2 separate regions of the Mus musculus genome follow, and region 1 is linked to region 2. A link is a loop called in an ENCODE intact Hi-C map of the cell type or tissue named here. Cell type or tissue: heart. All regions are shown on one strand. Each heading gives the region's core, and the rest is flanking DNA. Links, peaks and the distances in the headings are about the cores only.

Region 1 (8,568 bases), core at 2,957-5,456, 54 kb before region 2:
ATCATAGGGAACACCCCATGAGGCTATAGGCACATGCTTGGCAGCAGATGGCATTGTAACAGGAGTAGAAACCATAGGCATTTGAGCAACTTCTTCATGTAACTTGCTTGTGCCTTCAGGACCTGCTCTGGCCCGATCACGTATATACCACTTCCATTTGATAATAGACTGCTGCTGTGCGCGTCCCACTTTATGACTTGCAGGGTCTGATAGTACCCAGCTCATGATGGGTAGTTCAGGTCGCATAGTAACTTGGTGTCCTACTTCTGTTAAGGCTCTGCCCCTCGTGTTCAACATCTACTAAAATGTCTTAAACACGGCAATTCAGTAAGAGTTTACCAAAGAGCTCTTACCATTTTTTCCATCCAAGATTAATGTATCATTTTTAAAGTTGTTTTAAGTTTTAGATTTTTTTATGTGTCAAAAGAGGGTGTCAGGTTAGATTATCTTATGTATTATGAGTGTTTTGACTGCATGTATGTACATGTACCATGTGAATACTTCCATGCCCACAGAGGTCCAAAGAGGTTGTCAGATTCCCCTGGAACTAGAGTTACAGATGGTTGTGAGCTACCATGTGGGTGCTGGGAACAGAACCCAGACCTCTGGAAGGGCAGCTAGGTGCTCTTAACAACCTCTCCAATATCCTTTAAACATCCCAAACTATATTTTTATAAACATACTTGAAATTTTTTTTAACATTTCATTTATTATTTTTGTTTGTTTAATCAAACTATATCTTTTTGAAAAAAAAATCTTAGTTTTCTCCCACTACCCTGAACATGAAGGCAGAAATGCCTATTTTTTTCAGGACATTCTAAAAAAAATTTAAGGTCTATTTTTTCATACAATATATTTTTTACCATATTCTTTCCTCTCCCCCAACTCTTCCCAAATTCTATCCCACCTACCCAACTTCCTGTGCTTCCTCTAAAAAACAAACGCAAACCACACACATGCAAAAAACACAAGACTGTTTTCCGTTGGCCCCACTATTCCAGTGCTTGAGACCTGCCCTGCAGTTTCCCAACAGTTTTAATATTTGCTACTCATATGACACAGTAGCTGGGACACTGCCACTAAATAAAGCAATACTCTTTAAGGAGCTGTTAGTTAATGACCCTAACAGAGAACAATGGCAGGATCAACTCTGTGGAGCAACACCAAGAGAAGCAAGATGCTCCCAGAGCAGATACAGGTAAGAATGCCTGCCCTTGAGCCCCAGGCATGCACAAGGTTAACAAGGAGCTCAGATAGGGTGCACTAAAAGGCATGTGTTAAGAGGCATGGAAATAAGAGGTGAGAACCTCTAAATAGGAGGGTTCTTATTCTGCAGCAGGAAGAAAAATCCTTTTAAACCTGGACAAAACACATGGATCTTTAGGGATCACAAGGTTAGAGGTCACAAAACAATATCAAATTCCCAGTCCAGCCATTTCTATTACACTATTGATATGGCTTAGCAGCTCACAGAACAGACAAGACAGTTACAAAATGAAATTTGGAGGGGTTATTCATCTGAACCCCATCCTCAGTTAATGAAAGGGAGGACACTAGGAAATTGTGAAGTTAGTTGTGTCTGTTTAGCTCAAACCACCTTTTATGTGACTGGCTTATAAAGAAATATACCCTGAGAAATGGTTAATATATCCCACCAGAGACATTTAGAGGTCTAGTCTGATCAGTGTAACTTAGAGAAGTAAAACACTTTTAGGTTGTACTTACCCATGTTTTTAAAGTGTTGGTAAAGGTCTGCACCAAATCTTTTCAAAGTCCTAATCCAAGAATGTACTGGCATTTAGAAACGATTTCCAAGGAAGAGATCCTAAATCTAGACTTACGTTCTTTTCTTTGGGCTTTTCCTCAAGGCAACTCAGCAACTATTCAATGACTAATTTGTACAGACACCAGTGTTTCTCTTTCCCATATGATGACTTAGATACTAAAACTTAATCTTCACCTCTACTATTACAAATCAACCAACTGGCATTCCAAATTACACAGCAGTTTTCAGTTATTTGGTGAACATGAAGAAACTGAAAGTGGTGCTCAATCCTAAGGGAACTTACCCTTAGGTAACCTAAAAGACCAAGACGTGCCTCTAAACCAGGAGTTAAACATATATACTATATACATATGTGTCTGTGTGTGTATATATACACATATACATACATATATGTGTGTGTGTGTGTGTATGTATGTATTTATGGGGGGCAAAGACTAGATGTAGGCCAAATATAAATTTTATTTGGCTTGCATAGTATAGTGTTGATAATGATTATGAGGAGGAGGAGAAAGAGGACAAAGAAGACAGAGAAGAAAAAGAAGAAAAAGAAGAAGAGAGGAAGAAGATTACTACCCCCTTATAAATGTGGATATTTCTTTTGTTAAATGTGTTTATTTTCAGCCTCTCTCCAATAAAAGACTAGCAAACTGGATCTGAACTGTCATATGGTAAAAAGCTGACCAGAAATAAGAAGCCACTCTTCAATTTCCCTGGGACATTTGCTGCTGAGGCCACATATCGACTGTCCTCTATCATTACCCATGCGCTGCCGGCTTCCTTGTAAGACTCGGAGGGTAAAAGAATGCATACTTGGTGGATAAATGCAAGTGTGATCCTCTCTTCTCTTTAAAGCAGTAACAAAGCTAGAATCAAAGAAATCAATTTACCTTAATCTGAGTCTGTTCGATTGACTTTTCCCATATCTGCTGATCATATGCTCCAATCTGAAACAAGGAGCAGGCTATTTAAATGATGCAAAGGCAATCTTTGTATCTAAGTCAAACCTCACAAGGCCATGAATCTATTAAATATGGTATCTGGAAAGTGGGTTTCTTACATATTAAGTTCATATTCCCCAGGGATGTTTTAAAAAAAAAGAAAGAAAAAAAAAAAAAGGCTGAATCTAAAAAGTGAAAAAAGCAACCCTCCAAATATTTTACACTAAAGATCACCTAAAATTCCACTCCCTGAAGAAAGCATCAATGGGAATCAGAGAGGAAGAAAAGGTAAGGAGCAGCTCAATCAGACGATAGTAACAATCTGAGCCATGCAGATAAGGATTTCATTCTTGTCTTTATAAAAAAAAAAAAAAATTAAAAGACTGATAATTTGCAAAAGCAAAGCATTGTAGTAGTTCGTGTATGCTGCCTTGAGAAAGGTGACTTACAGCTCACTTCCTAGAACCTAAAACTGTGTTTATAATGACTTTGCACATCATTTTTTATAATTATGTTGAGATGTTATATAAGAACATGTGATATTACCAAACTTAAGGAAAGTTAACAATATTCTTTAAGGGAGTTTTTTGCAGGGAGTATGGTTTACAAACAAAAACTACTGTTGTTACCTTCTTCTGATACCATGATATAGCATCTCTCTCATTTGAGGCCATCTGTGTCTCCAGCCAGAGAAATGGGATCTCACTGAAAACGAAGGAAATATCTCGGTAAGTCCAGTTGTTTCAGGTCATTGTCCCGTTTGGGGGTATGGCTTAAAATCTGCTTCTCTCAGTCTCTCCATTAGCTAGCTGCTCTTACTCAGGGTGTTCGCCAGAAAGAGGTGGGGGGAGGGGGAAATAGGCGAAACAGCATCCGAGAAGCCTCTGCACCACCCAGCACAAGAATGGATGCGGGGACAGCAAGTACCCGAGCTGGCCTCCCGCGCCCTCTGCCTCCCCGCGGCCGGCTCACCTGGTGCCCGCTGCCAGGCAGGCTGCCGGCCGGGCCCCCGCTGCTCAGTGACCCCCGCCGGACCGAGAGGCCGGGGGCGAGGCGGCGGGCCCGGCAGGCCGCATCTTCCCCCAGAGGCCCGGCCGTCCGCCTGGCCGTTACCATGGAGACCGCGGCGGCCAGCCCTGCCCCGGAGGCAGCCCAGCGTCCTGCGCCGGGAGGAGCGCAGCCTGCAGCCACAGACGCCCGACCTAGGCGGCCACAGAACAGGCCATGGGAGAAGCCAGGAGCCAACTGGGGAATGAGCAGAAGGAAGCGGGAAGGGTGCCTTCGCCAGCCACCTCGGCACCCGCAAGGGCTGGGTGCCCGGCTGGAAGCCAGCAGACGGCCCCGGGCCGGAGCAACGGCGCGCGTCCTCCGTGAGGGACGGGCCGCAGCTCCACAAGCTCTCGATGCGATCGGCCGCTTCCGCCTTCCGGCTCCGCCCCCGGCCGCCTTCCCGCCGCTCTGGCTGCCCGGAGGAAGAAGCCGACAGCCGCCTCGCGTGTAACCCTCGACGCTTAACGGAAAGTCACCTCAGAAACGACCCTCCCAGTACCCGTCGGTCCCCGGGAGGCTGGTCCCGATGTTCCAGAGGTTCCTGTGCGGGTCTGTAGCATTTAGCGTGGTGTTTACTTCATGTCCTTGTCTCCTTTGGGGGGACGAGACTAGTGCAGGGCACGAGCCTTCGCTCGAGTTCTCCGTTCTTGTTGGATGGACAAATGTTGGTGAATTTGCGCGGCCTGGAACGCGGACAGGCTGCCTGTGGCCCAGTGGTTCCTCCTTCGGCTCTCGGCAGCTCTGGGACAAAGGCTTTCTGCTGCCCACACAACACTAAGGGGATGCACAGGGCTCGGACTGCACTGGGACTTCCCCCAAATCGGAGAAAATGGCTGTTTATAGTGATTTAAAGAGAGGTCCAGAGAAAGGGCAACTGCACTCTAATGTAAATATAAATATGTATACCCACAGGGTTTCTAAGCTGTTCTTGTCTCTACACATTTGTGTGCACCTTAGTGGTTTGTTTCCAGGGGCCACTGTCTTGAACTTATTAAAAGCTAAGTCCTTTCTTGCCCTAGGCACTAAGCATTTAGTTGATGTAAGGCTAAAAATGGGTAATAGTTACCACTTAGGCAGTCTCCAGCCATTAAAACAGCATCAAATGAAAGTTATCCATACTGTGAAACGACTAAAATGTTAACACCCATAGGAATTATTTTTAAAAATTGCCTCACCCATTGGCAGTGATCCCCACTGTATACCCCTTAACTGTTCAGGGTTAAATAAAAAGCTGTTGAGCCTTAACAGCCCCTTCAGTGCTGCTGGACAGTGGAGCTCAAGGCAACAACCAACTCATTTTGGTAAATGACCTCAAAAAATTACTGTTAAGACCTAAATTTAACACTAATAACAAAAGCATTTGGCTTCATTGCCAAACACACGAGAGGTTTTCTGGGCTGTGGCTGTACTTTGAGGAATAGAATTGGTGGTACAGCTGCAAATTATTTTTCAGGAACCCTGGTAAAAATTTTCAGTGTTTTATTAGGATGCTGCTGTGTAAGGCCAAGCTTTGAACCCCCCAAAAAACATTCAGGCCCCAGCTCCCAGTAATGAACTGTCATTTTAGGAAATTGACTTAACAAGTCTGTTTTCTCACCAGTGTTGTGGAGATAATTAACCCCCTCCTATCTATGAGAACTGATGAAATACTGAGACCCTTCTAAGACCTAAATGCTGTCAGGACAGGCACTTCAACTACAGAGTTCACACAAAACTTAATGAGGAAAGGGATTCTCTTGTCTCCCATACTCCATCCACATCTGAAAAGTAAGCATCTTCATTATTATGCCATGCATCGTCACAAGCCTACGGCTGCTCTAAATGCAGGTAACCAATTTTAAGCAGCAATAAGGACAACTATCACAAATAAAAGCTTCATTTTTCTTCAAAACTAGTTGTACCTCAGTCTGGGTATCTCTGACTTTTTCTTTGGCAAAGAAAAGTCCATGATTTTCTTCTAAAGCTTAAAACTAAAATGGCAAAAAGAAGGTGAGTAGATGGATGCATGTGTGTGTGGAGAAGACTAGTACTCGACAAACAGGGTGCCAGCAATGACAACTCCCATGTGCTATTCATTTTGAAACATCAGTAAAGGACAAATCAGACTTTGTTTATTAAAAAAATACTTTACAGGAAAAAAAAGAAACCTATGCATTCCATTGTCCTACTTTACAAAGAAATAGCTTAACAATTTAACACACTCAGACAGCTACAAAAAAGCACTGTGTTAAAAGAATTATTATTCACACAAATTTGAGATTTAAGACTATCCATTAAAAACCTTTTAAAACACTTGTTAATGTCAATAAACAAACTAAGGCCACACAAACGCAAATAGTCCGCCAGGCAAATTAAACATTTCATCTATATGCAAAGACCTCTTAGATAAATTAAAGCCACAGGAAAAAAAGTCTTAGCTGCCAATCAAAATGAAGTTTAGTCACAGAAAACACTATTACATGAAAATTTACAACGTGTGATAGTATTACATAAGTATTTCTTTAGAGAGAATTGAAAAGTGCTATATTTTAAGAGACGGTGGTCTCAACTACATGCACAAGTGGATCCTAAAAAATGTATGGAGATTTTTTAAATGGAAGGCCATAATGTTTATGGATACTTGCTTTTAAAGCAACAGACTTCCAGGACGAGGATAAGTCCTTTATGCACTTAAGAAAAACACTGGTGATGTGTATCTCCTCTACTTGCATGACCAGTAAATACGGCTACAGACTGTCTTGAAACATGAAACTTAGCACAAATGTGAGCCTCTGGCATGTGCTACTGAAAGGATGAAACAGATTTATTAGAAAAACACAAACTCAGTAATCCTAATTATCTTTAATAGATGCAAATAAATTTAAAAGGCAAATACAGATGAAAATATAATGGGCTAATATTAATGATAAAGGATATATTCACTAGGAACATATTTTCGTGGATTTTGGAGTCTTGTTCCTATATTAACTTTCCTTCTAGACAATATTTATACAGGGGAAAAAAAGCACTAAGCAAAAGTTTCTCAAGTCATTAGGTGAGATCTTTATGCCTGTTAAGACTGATATATCATTTCCTAAAGTTTAGCAAATTATTTAAAATAAGCTCTTTTCCCCATACAAGAGCTTGTAGTATTTGTGAACTAATAGTCCGACTGTTTCTGAGGGCGCAGGGCACTTTCCAAAAGTCTTAGAGTAAAAATCATGTAAAACTGTAAGTACTGAATAAGCAAAGTACAATTAAGACTAAGAATTCATTTCTCAAGAGTTAAACTTTGGAAGAGGGAACCAATATAAAGGTTATTATTATTGCTTTATGAATTTGGGACATCTCTCAGAATCGTAACCCTAACTCTTATCCTATCTTGATAATTATAGAATGACCTCTGGGACAGGGGAAGACTTATTCTTTTTAATGGTTACCATAAAATCATTCTATTTGCTGTTAGGAATATTTAATTTACTAGGTTCTTTCGATTAGCATATTTTAAAAATATCCCTCTGATCCATAAACTACTAAAACTTATAGCCACATTCTGCAAGTAATCTCAAGGGCTGGCACAATAGATAACATACCAGAAAGGAAGATCAGCTTCAATTTCAGTTACAACTTCACTGCCATCGCTATTTTACAAATCAGAGGATACCAGACCATGCCTCACTCCACCAACCAAATAGTTTAATGATTTAGAAAACTTGCGATCATTTGTATCACTCAACTAGGACACAGTTTTGAAAGCAGCAGGAAACTCGAAGCTTCTGCTTTTATATTCATCAGTCTTTAAAGCATGCTATCAAAATCTAATACTCACGTAGGACATTCAGGATTTCCAGGTACATTACTAGCTAAATGTGTCTTTCCATTCTATTGCAATCTAATATACAATGACTTCATTAGTACATGATTTTCAACATTTTTATATTCTTTTAATATGTTTATACTGGAAGTGAGGGTAGAATGCTTTGTAAAAGGAAAATGGAGATTTGCGTTTGATTGTAGGTCTTTGCAGATCCGCTGGTTCCTGAGTGATTGCACAGTGCTGGCTGTCAGGAGACAGTCTCCTTGTGTATTAGTAATGACCAGCTTAGATGACAGGATGGCATCTGCTGGATGGCAAGTGGGAGGTGGGGAAATCGGATCTTGGAAGACAAGAAAAACAAAATAAAACTTTTTGCGTTAACAACTTTTTCTCTTCATGATTATTTTTAAAAGCAAATGTTGCCTGAGAAGAATTTTTCTTTGCACAGCCTGGTAAAGCTCTATGAAATTCTTCTGGACAGAAAAAAATAAAAATAAGAAATAACCCAAACCCATTCATTTTGTGATATGCCCCTTTTCTCCACAAAATAACAACAAAAAATACCCTCAAAGGTCCCTTAAAAACTAGTTTGATAAACTAGAATTTACCCTAGAATTTATACACAGGATTTAAAAACACCCCTGTAATAATCACATTACCTTTCATACCATTCTAATTACCTTATTTACAAAGATAACTAAAAGCAACATCACTTCCAATTCATAAATGGTTTACATTGAAGTGTTTCCCTATTTATTTGTCTTCATCCTTTGTAACAGAGAATACACACATATACATATATATAAGGAATAATACAGATTCTAACTAATCACTGTAGTATTTGCTGATGGTTACTTTTCTATCGGTTTACACAGTGACCTCTATACTTTGCTAATATGCATTTAACTACACAACAATATTGCACAAAGTAATATTTATATAAGATTTAACCTATTTCAGAATATTTTAGAGAAAATTCATATTTGATATTTCCAAAG
Region 2 (8,568 bases), core at 3,870-6,369:
CCACATGACCTAATAAAAGCATTTCAAAATTTGCTTCCAAACAAAATTCTGAACAGGAAGCTTTATTTCTAATAGCCCCAAACTAGACACCAAAGAAATCGTCCAAAAATCACTGTGTATGTGTGTGTGTATATATATATATGTGTATATATATATATATATATATATATATATATACTCTTGCTGAGAATATCCAGTAGTGGAAACGTGAGAGCCGTTACCATATACACCACATGGACAATCTCGGAGACACCAGACACTATGCCCCTCCTTAGAAGTGGGAACAAAACACCCTTGGAAGGAGTTACAGAGACAAAGTTTGGAGCTGAGATGAAAGGATGGACCATGTAGAGACTGCCATATCCAGGGATCCACCCCATAATCAGCATCCAAACACTGACACCATTGCATACACTAGCAAGATTTTATCGAAAGGACCCAGATGTAGCTGTCTCTTGTGAGACTATGCCGGGGCCTAGCAAACACAGAAGTGGATGCTCACATGCTAATGGATGGAACACAGGGCTCCCAATGGAGGAGCTAGAGAAAGTACCCAAGGAGCTAAAGGGATCTGCAACCCTATAGGTGGATCAACATTATGAACTAACCAGTACCCTGGAGCTCTTGACTCTAGCTGCATATGTATCAAAAGATGGCCTAGTCGGCCATCACTGGAAAGAGAGGCCCATTGGACACGCAAACTTTATATGCCCCAGTACAGGGGAACGCCAGGGCCAAAAAGGGGGAGTGGGCGGGTAGGGGAGTGGGGGTGGGTGGGTATGGGGGACTTTTGGTATAGCATTGGAAATGTAAATGAGCTAAATACCTAATAAAAAATGGAAAAAAAAAAAGACTAATGAGCTAGCTTCAAAAGACCCCGAATATACAATATTCTCAAATAACAAAATTATAGAGATAGACTGGTGGTTGTTATTGGGTAGAAACAGAAGAGAGGGTAGGGAGACAGTGCCTAAGGATATGAAGGGAAGTCCATGAGAGATGTTTCTGGAGAGTTTTGTGCCTTGTTTACAATGGTGGTTTCACAAATCTACATATGATAAAATGGCACAGAAACACACACACACACACACACACACACACACACACACACGTCAGTTTTTTCCTGGTGTTGGTATTATACAATAGTTATATAAGATATAACCACTGAAGAAAACTGGAAAAGGAAAAGGGCTTCTCTATGTTATTTTCTGTGAATCTATAATTACTACAAAGTAAATTGAAAGTTCCCAAAAGGGGCTGGTGAGATGGCTCAGTGGGTAAGAGCACCCGACTGCTCTTCCGAAGGTCCGGAGTTCAAATCCCAGCAACCACATGGTGGCTCACAACCATCTGTAACAAGATCTGACTCCACTCTTCTGGAGTGTCTGAAGACAGCTACAGTGTACTTACATATAATAAATAAATAAATCTTTAAAAAAAAAAAAAAAAAAAAGAAAGTTCCCAAAAATCTTAGAATAAGCAAAAGGACAAAATTCCTTTGTAAACAACAATCTACTTTATTAGAGGTGTTTACAGGACCAAGCACAATAATTAATAAATAAATAGATAGACAAATAAAGCAAGCTAGTTTGAACTGCCTCCCATGGGCCAAGCACTATTTTAAATGACTTCCATACACTGCCCCAACAATCCATATAACAACCATATGAATGAAAATACCTCAACCTCATTTTACAAACAGGAAAACTGGGGTTAAAAGGAGATTAATTTTTTATCTTGATCACACAATAAGTACTAGAACCAAAATTTACTTCCAGAGCCATGCCTCCTGAACCTGAAGATAATAAAAATAAACAAACTGTGATTTCTTTTTTTTACAAGTATTGGTCCAACTATTCAAAAAGCTTAAACTAAACAATATTAACACAGTTTATTGTATACAGAAGCTTCAGTGTGGGTCAGATATCCAGACCACTCCCGGACAGGTTTCCTCAAATATACCTGACCAGAGGGCGCAATTTCCCCCAGAATTTATACAGTTTGGGTATACAATCCAATCCTCTCTAAACCAGAAGTGAAAAGTGTTCAAATAGCCTGGTTTTACCCATTTCTCTTCTTCGTGTACTGGCAAAAAGCTGTACAGTCCAATGTAGTAGCCATGAGCTGTATGGAACATGTTGTATGTTACAGTAAGATAAAATTTCAGTTTCTCAGTCACACAGTCACATTACAAATCTTTAAGTGTCACATATGGCTACCATATTCGACAACATAGATATAGAATATTTGCATCATCTGAGAAAATTCTATTCATCAGCATTACAGAATTGGTTTTGATTTTAAAAGAACACGGGGCCTGTACAGTCTTCCGGGGCGCACACTGTGAATTACTACACGTGTCAGCACCACCCTCCCCCATAAAGGGGAACTGAGAGATCTCAGATCATTTCTAGTCAGCTTACTGACTGCCTCTGGAATGAGAATTGTCAAGGCAAAGGAGTGGAGAAAAGGAAGCAAGGGAAAGAAAGCCAAGCAGACTGCCAATAGTGATAAAGCTTTAACTAGCATTTAGGAGTCTCAGCTTTATGCCAAGGACACTAGTATTCTCTCCTACAGCACAAATTTAAAGAAAATGATTATTGAAATGTCCCTGTGGCTGTGTATGGACACACACCAGGGAGTATGAGGAAAAAGGGTAAAAATATAAGCTACTCCAATATGCAATTATTTTGAAAACTGGCATACCAGTCAGTTTGCCACAGTTATACTCCTAAAGATGGTATCTGGATACCACCAAAGAAAAATATAGATGCAGTTCTGTCCAGTGGAAAAGTGAAAACCTATTATTTCACCTAAACATACACACACACACACACACACACACACACACAAACTGGTTAGCATTGTGAGTAAATATATGGGAAAAATCCAAGACACTCGAAATTTTAGAATCAAAGACTAACATGTTAATAACTGGAATTACCCAGTATTCGAACACATTAGTGTGTTAGTATTTACTGATTATGACTATTATAAGTTATAAATATATACAAAGTATAAATATGGCATAACCAAAACCCTGCTTCATTTCTTCCATAAAGAATATAAATACATGCTACAAGTATCTGGCAATAGAAGACACCAATTTTGGCCAACCTAATTCATCTCAAAAGCACTCTTAGTCCTACTTTTTCTATGTGAAAAACCTTTAAAGACTGCTGGAATTGCAGAGATTCTCAAACAGTGCTCTGGCAAAATGAAATGAAACTAGAATCTACATCTGCATCTGCATCCTACTGCACGCTTCCTTCCCTTCAGAGATACGGTTGGTATACTTCCTAGACTCAGAGGGTGATAAAACCTTCCTCGAACCAATCCTAAACCATACTAACAATTAAAAGGGCTAATATTTTTTTTTAAAAAACTATTTTTACTACGTCTAGCTGAAAAATAAACACCGTAAATGATTTTTTTAACCTCGCCGAAGCTAAGGCAACCAGTAGTTGTGTAACCTCTTTAAGAATTCAAACTCAGAGCCCAGAGTCAAACCTGTAAATATGCTGGTGCCAGGAATGAGAAAAACTAAAGATTTCCAAGCAAGAGAACAAGAAGGGACTTTCAGTGACAAGCCTTTACTTCAGAAAGGGAGGTTTTAGTACCCCACCTACTAATCCGATGCCAAGCACTGCGCGGCGCGGAAACCCTGCCGAATTTGAAAATAAATGTTGCAAAGGCTCCGGGGGAACTGCAAACAGGGATGGAAACTGACAGCTCGGCCTCAGAGAGAAGCCTCAAGTAGGTCAAACTGTGGCAACCGCCTGCAATCCCGAGTCCACTCCAGTGGGCTCAGGGGAGTAGAGCGGCGTCTTTCAGTCCTAAAGGGGCGGGATATGGGCACTGAGACCTACAGCCCGAGCCCCAGCGGTTCGCCTGCTCTCACCTCTCTTGGGGGCCTTGATCAGAGGCACCCCTCCGCTCCTTTCGCCGTTTTCCTGCTTGTCCTTGTGCTTGAGATCGCCCGGAACGCAGGCGCCGGGGTCACCATCGGAGCCGCGGTGGTGATGGTGCTTGTGCCGCTCCTTGTGGCCCTTATGCTTGGGCCCGGCCGCGCTCACCGTCAGAGGCGAGAAGGTGAAGAGGGCCGAGGTGCCCGGGGCCGGGAGCGGGGCAGCGACAGTGGGCCCGGCGGGTGCCAGCGACGGTGGCGGCGGAGGCGGCAGGAGCAGAGGTTCAACAGGGCCCGGGACGGTTGGGGCGGCATTCGTTGGAGGCAGCGGCCCGGGATGTTGGCGGCTACGACGCCGCCGATGAGGGGGAGCGAGAGGGGGGTCCTGGCTCGGCCGCCCCCGCTTCTCCTGAGAACCCCCGCTGCTCGCCCGGCGCTGCCGCTTCACTCCCCGCGGCGAAACCCCAACATGGGGTTTCTCCTTCCCTTCTTTGTCCGGCTCCTCCTGCGCCGCCACCGCCCGTACTACGCGAACCGCTCCGACCTGCGCAGCCATTTCACCCACAAACACACATTTAAATGGCCCGACCGCCCCCCCGTCCGCGGTTCGCGCAAGCGCTGCCCGCGCATGGCCCGCTGGGCATTGGAGTCTCTCCCCCACCCTCCACTGATCGGTCGTTCTCGTAGACCTGAACATGCCGGAAACGGCAGTTCCGACACCTCTCCGCAGACCTCGCCAACCGAGCTTCTATTGTAAAGCACCCTGGACGCGCAAGGCCTTGCGGGAGTTGTAGTTCCACCGCCCTTCGCGTTCTTCCCCCTCCCCCTCCGCCCCCACTTTGCTCTCTGAGTGGAGGAGCGGAGGGGAGCGTGCGCCTAGGCACGCTTCGGGGTGCCACGCAACTGCCGCCCTCCGGCGAGTTGCCGCCAACCGCCCTAACCGCCCAAACAATGTTAATAGCTTTCAGAGTCTCGCCGTGTGTTCAGGCGCTCCACTTCCAGTGTTCCTCCTTCATCTTGCCCGGAGGTGGTCTCCATAGTGACTTTTCAATTTCGTATTTCTCCCCATAGCCTTTGTGAGGTAAAAGAATCTCCAGTTTACCCTTGACAAACCAGGAGGAAAAGAATTTCGGAATATGTAAAACGACGGTTTCGCTGTAGAACATTGTAAAGCTGCTATTCAGAAAAGAAAAAAAAAATTTTTTTGAAGCATTTCCTATAGCACTGCTGTGGCGACCGCTGCAGGCTCAAGGCAGGTGCAAATGTTGCCTTAGGCGTTCCCTGAGCGCAGCTCCGCCTTGCCAGAGTCACTTTTCCCTCCAATTCTTGGAAAGGTAGAATCCAGCATTTTTGTTGAACATACAGCTATAGTTAACAACAAAAAAAAATGTCTCGATAGAAATTTTTAATTTTTTTTCAACCCATACATATAAATTTGCAAATGTGAAAAGCGCTGTCAACCTGACACTGTTCGCCAGGAGATGGTGTTTACTCAGAAATCCGTTTTGAGTTTCATTACTTTAGCTTTTTACCTAGAATTGCATTTAAGTCCTTGAGAAAGCTATTTGGAAATAACCGACTACAATGATGTACTAGGCATATAAAAGACACTGTGGTTTAACACCACTAGTTCCCAGAGAAGTAACTTAGGCTGAGTGAACTTCTGTAATAAAAGTTATCGTTTAAAATAGAGAAGTTCTTGAACACCTACTGGGTATACATTGTACTACAATAAACAAGTAACAATACAGGTCAATTTGCCCTAGCATTTGGGTTTCCCAACAAAAAGTATTAAAGCGCAAATAATACTGTTGCTAGGCTGTATTTTCATAAGTAAAAATATTAAACTGATAGGGAAAGTAAAGCCAACCCTTTACAATAATAAAGAGCCATTAAATTATTTACTGTATAAAACTAGATTTGAAATATAATTTACTTAGAAGAATCCATAGTCATATAGAAATACATTTTCAAATCACCAGTACCTTTAAATGGTTGTGAACATAAATTCGTTTTATGTGGACACGTTTATCTATAGGGCCTTTTCTATGAAGAACACACTATCAAAAAAGAAAGTTAAAGTGCTAACAAAAAGTAACCGCTGTTGATTTTTTTTTCTTGAATTGGTAAGTGAATAACTGGGTAAACATACATACAGTTGGACACCTCATAGCAATACAGAAGTGATCACTGCCGTTATTTGTACATCATCTTTCCTTCTTTTACGCAACAATTGGGGAAATTGAGGAGATACACTCCGTTTAGACATTTAGTCATTTTCACAAGCAGTACTGCAAGCACAAAGGAAGGAGTGCTTTGTTTTCTAACTAAAACCTTTAGTCAGTCGTGATGGAGCACGCTTGCAATAGCAGCGGTCTGCAGCTTGGAGAAGGATCAATAGTTTGAGGCCAGCCTAGGGCTGCATAGCAAAATCTATTTTTTAAAGTTATTTTTAATATTAAGGCAGTGTATAAATTTAGTTGAAGGGTCGGAGAGACAACTCAGATGGTGAATTAAGTGCGTTTAACTACTTTTGCAGAGGACCCTGGTTTAGAACCCACGTAGCAAGTCACAACCTGTTATTCCAATTCAAGGGATTTGGTTCTCTCTTCTGGCCTCGATGGGCACTACACACAGGTGCTGTACATACATGCAGGCAAAAACACTTGTATACATAAAAATATTTTAAAGAGAACGTTATGATCAAATTCTTACAATTCTATTGAAATTAATGTTTATGCTGGACTTGTGTGCTTGTTACCACAGCCCTCCAAAGGCTATGGAGGAGGAGACATCATCTCAAAATAAAAATTTATATTTAAAGAAAATTCATATATAGAAAGAAAGTAAAATATAATAACTTTCAAACGTGAAAAGTAAATACACTTTGAAGCATAAACTGAAGTACAAACTTTATTGGCAGTTCCCAGTGAAATATAAGGAATATGAAAATACAAGTTTGCTGGAAGTTTGTCACATATTGCTTTCCTTTTCAAGACTATTGACAAAATATATCCTCATTACTGATATTATTATTATAGCAGTATTCAAGTAGCTTTATCTGCAGGTACAATTTTAACAAATATTCTTATAAATCCAGAGGTGCGTTACATATTCCAAGCTGATGGCGGGTTCCTTGGTCCTTTGGGTTTTGAAAAACGATTTCCGAAACCTGAGGACAAAAATAAAACTGAATGAAGATGGGTATTTTTATACACAGAAATTAATACTTGAATTTTAGAGTATAACATTAAAATTTTAAGCACCCTTTTTGATCAATTTAGTAATAGATTGTGGAGGCATTTTAGTAATTAAAGTTTAAATGAAAATTGAATATTTTTGTTGTACTGGGGATCAAACTATGGGCCTTGCATAGGCTAGGCAAGTGTTCTGCCACTGGAGCACACCTCCAACCCAAATACTACTAATATTTAAACTTAGCGCATTTACAGATTAACTAATAGTACTAACTATATGAAGAACCCTGGTTATAGTAGCCTGTAATAATTAAATATATAATACCATTTATCTGTTTTATTCACCCACTGATCACAAAACAAATTTCACTTTTATAAAATTAAGTGTGGCATTATTAAATCTAGTTCTGTATCTATGCAGCCACAGAAACTCCTGAGTTTACTAAAACATTAAGTTTCAAAACTTATAAAATATAAGATAATCCTGAGAAGAAGAGGTTCTAAGTGAGTTATAATTACTTTTCTTCCTGAAATGCACCTTCCTTGCCTCCACAATGAAGAACATGAAAATCTTTCATATAAAATAAAAGCTATTACTGGGTGCTTTCAAAAAGAATTTCGTGATGAGGACATTTATTCTTTGTCACTAGCGATGTAGGTCTTGACTGTGGTAGATTCTCAAAGCATCTTAGCAACTTTGGTGCCTTAAATTTAAAACCGAAGGGTTTGAAAGAGGGAGAACAGAAGATGAAAAACTCAAAGATCTTTCTGGTACTTGAATTTCATCACCTTCCCTAGTAACTACTGATGTTTACAAGTCTAAAACCAAAACTACAGTAGGCCAGGAATGGTACCAACTACTTCTAATCCAAGCACACAGGAAGTTAAGCCAGGAGGACCACAAGTTCAAGGCCAGCCTGGCAAGTTCTGCAAGATTCTCATGCATAGATACACATATACTCATACATACAAACACACAGACACAGAAACACACAGACACACAAACACACACACCTATATGCCAGAGCTGGAATAAACCCCTCATATTTATTAACTAGTAATTTTAAATGTTGGTGGAGGTGTACAGAGCCTAGCTCATGTAAACCTTACTCTTTTGATGATAAAGAGAAGGAAAATATTCAGATGAGGTAGTTACACATCACCATCATCTCCTCAATACAGGCGCCTTTACTATAGCCCATGCACTGCGCAGAGGGGTGAGGACTTGCTGTGTCCTCAGTGAGAACTACAGCTTCAAATACCTATATCTGATCTGAGTCACTAGCTAATTCGTAATACTTTAAAACAGCTGTACACTACAGGTTTCCGAATATAGGTCAATTCAGCAAAAAGAAACCTGAACCATATGCTTTTTTTCCCCTCAACTTAGGGGGTGGGGGCATTTATGACATAGCCCTGAACTTATGATCCTCCTGTCTCACCCTTGCATGTGGTAGGATTACA

What was found. A loop is a pair of places that touch in the nucleus more often than their neighbours do. Peaks named below come from ENCODE experiments on the same cell type or tissue, not always from the same donor. Only the 100,000 strongest peaks of a DNase experiment are listed, where the experiment ranks them.
Region 1: a loop joins it to region 2, with 6 times the contacts of the local background. A loop is called at or near these places in 20 of 42 quality-filtered maps.

The regions. Positions count from the first base shown.
Region 1 is chr3:103,963,916-103,972,483 of GRCm38, reverse strand. It overlaps Phtf1 (putative homeodomain transcription factor 1), which reads right to left and starts at 4,226. Exons shown (of 19, transcript NM_013629.2): 1 at 3,697-4,226; 2 at 3,354-3,429; 3 at 2,674-2,730. The coding sequence starts at 3,398. It overlaps Phtf1os (putative homeodomain transcription factor 1, opposite strand), which reads left to right and starts at 4,168. Exons shown (of 1, transcript NR_030676.1): 1 at 4,168-7,948. It overlaps Rsbn1 (rosbin, round spermatid basic protein 1), which reads right to left. Exons shown (of 8, transcript NM_001356556.1): 8 at 5,848-7,910. In heart, for the core only: no CTCF peak of the experiment used is centred there; DNase peaks (open chromatin) are centred at 4,023 and 4,113; H3K4me3 peaks cover 2,119 bases; H3K27ac peaks cover 2,097 bases.
Region 2 is chr3:103,910,487-103,919,054 of GRCm38, reverse strand. Rsbn1 (rosbin, round spermatid basic protein 1) reads right to left here and starts at 4,935. Exons shown (of 8, transcript NM_001356556.1): 1 at 3,902-4,935. The coding sequence starts at 4,604. It overlaps Ptpn22 (protein tyrosine phosphatase, non-receptor type 22 (lymphoid)), which reads right to left. Exons shown (of 21, transcript NM_008979.2): 21 at 6,803-7,079. The coding sequence ends at 7,015. In heart, for the core only: a CTCF peak has its summit at 4,843; DNase peaks (open chromatin) are centred at 3,894 and 4,624; H3K4me3 peaks cover 1,793 bases; H3K27ac peaks cover 1,935 bases.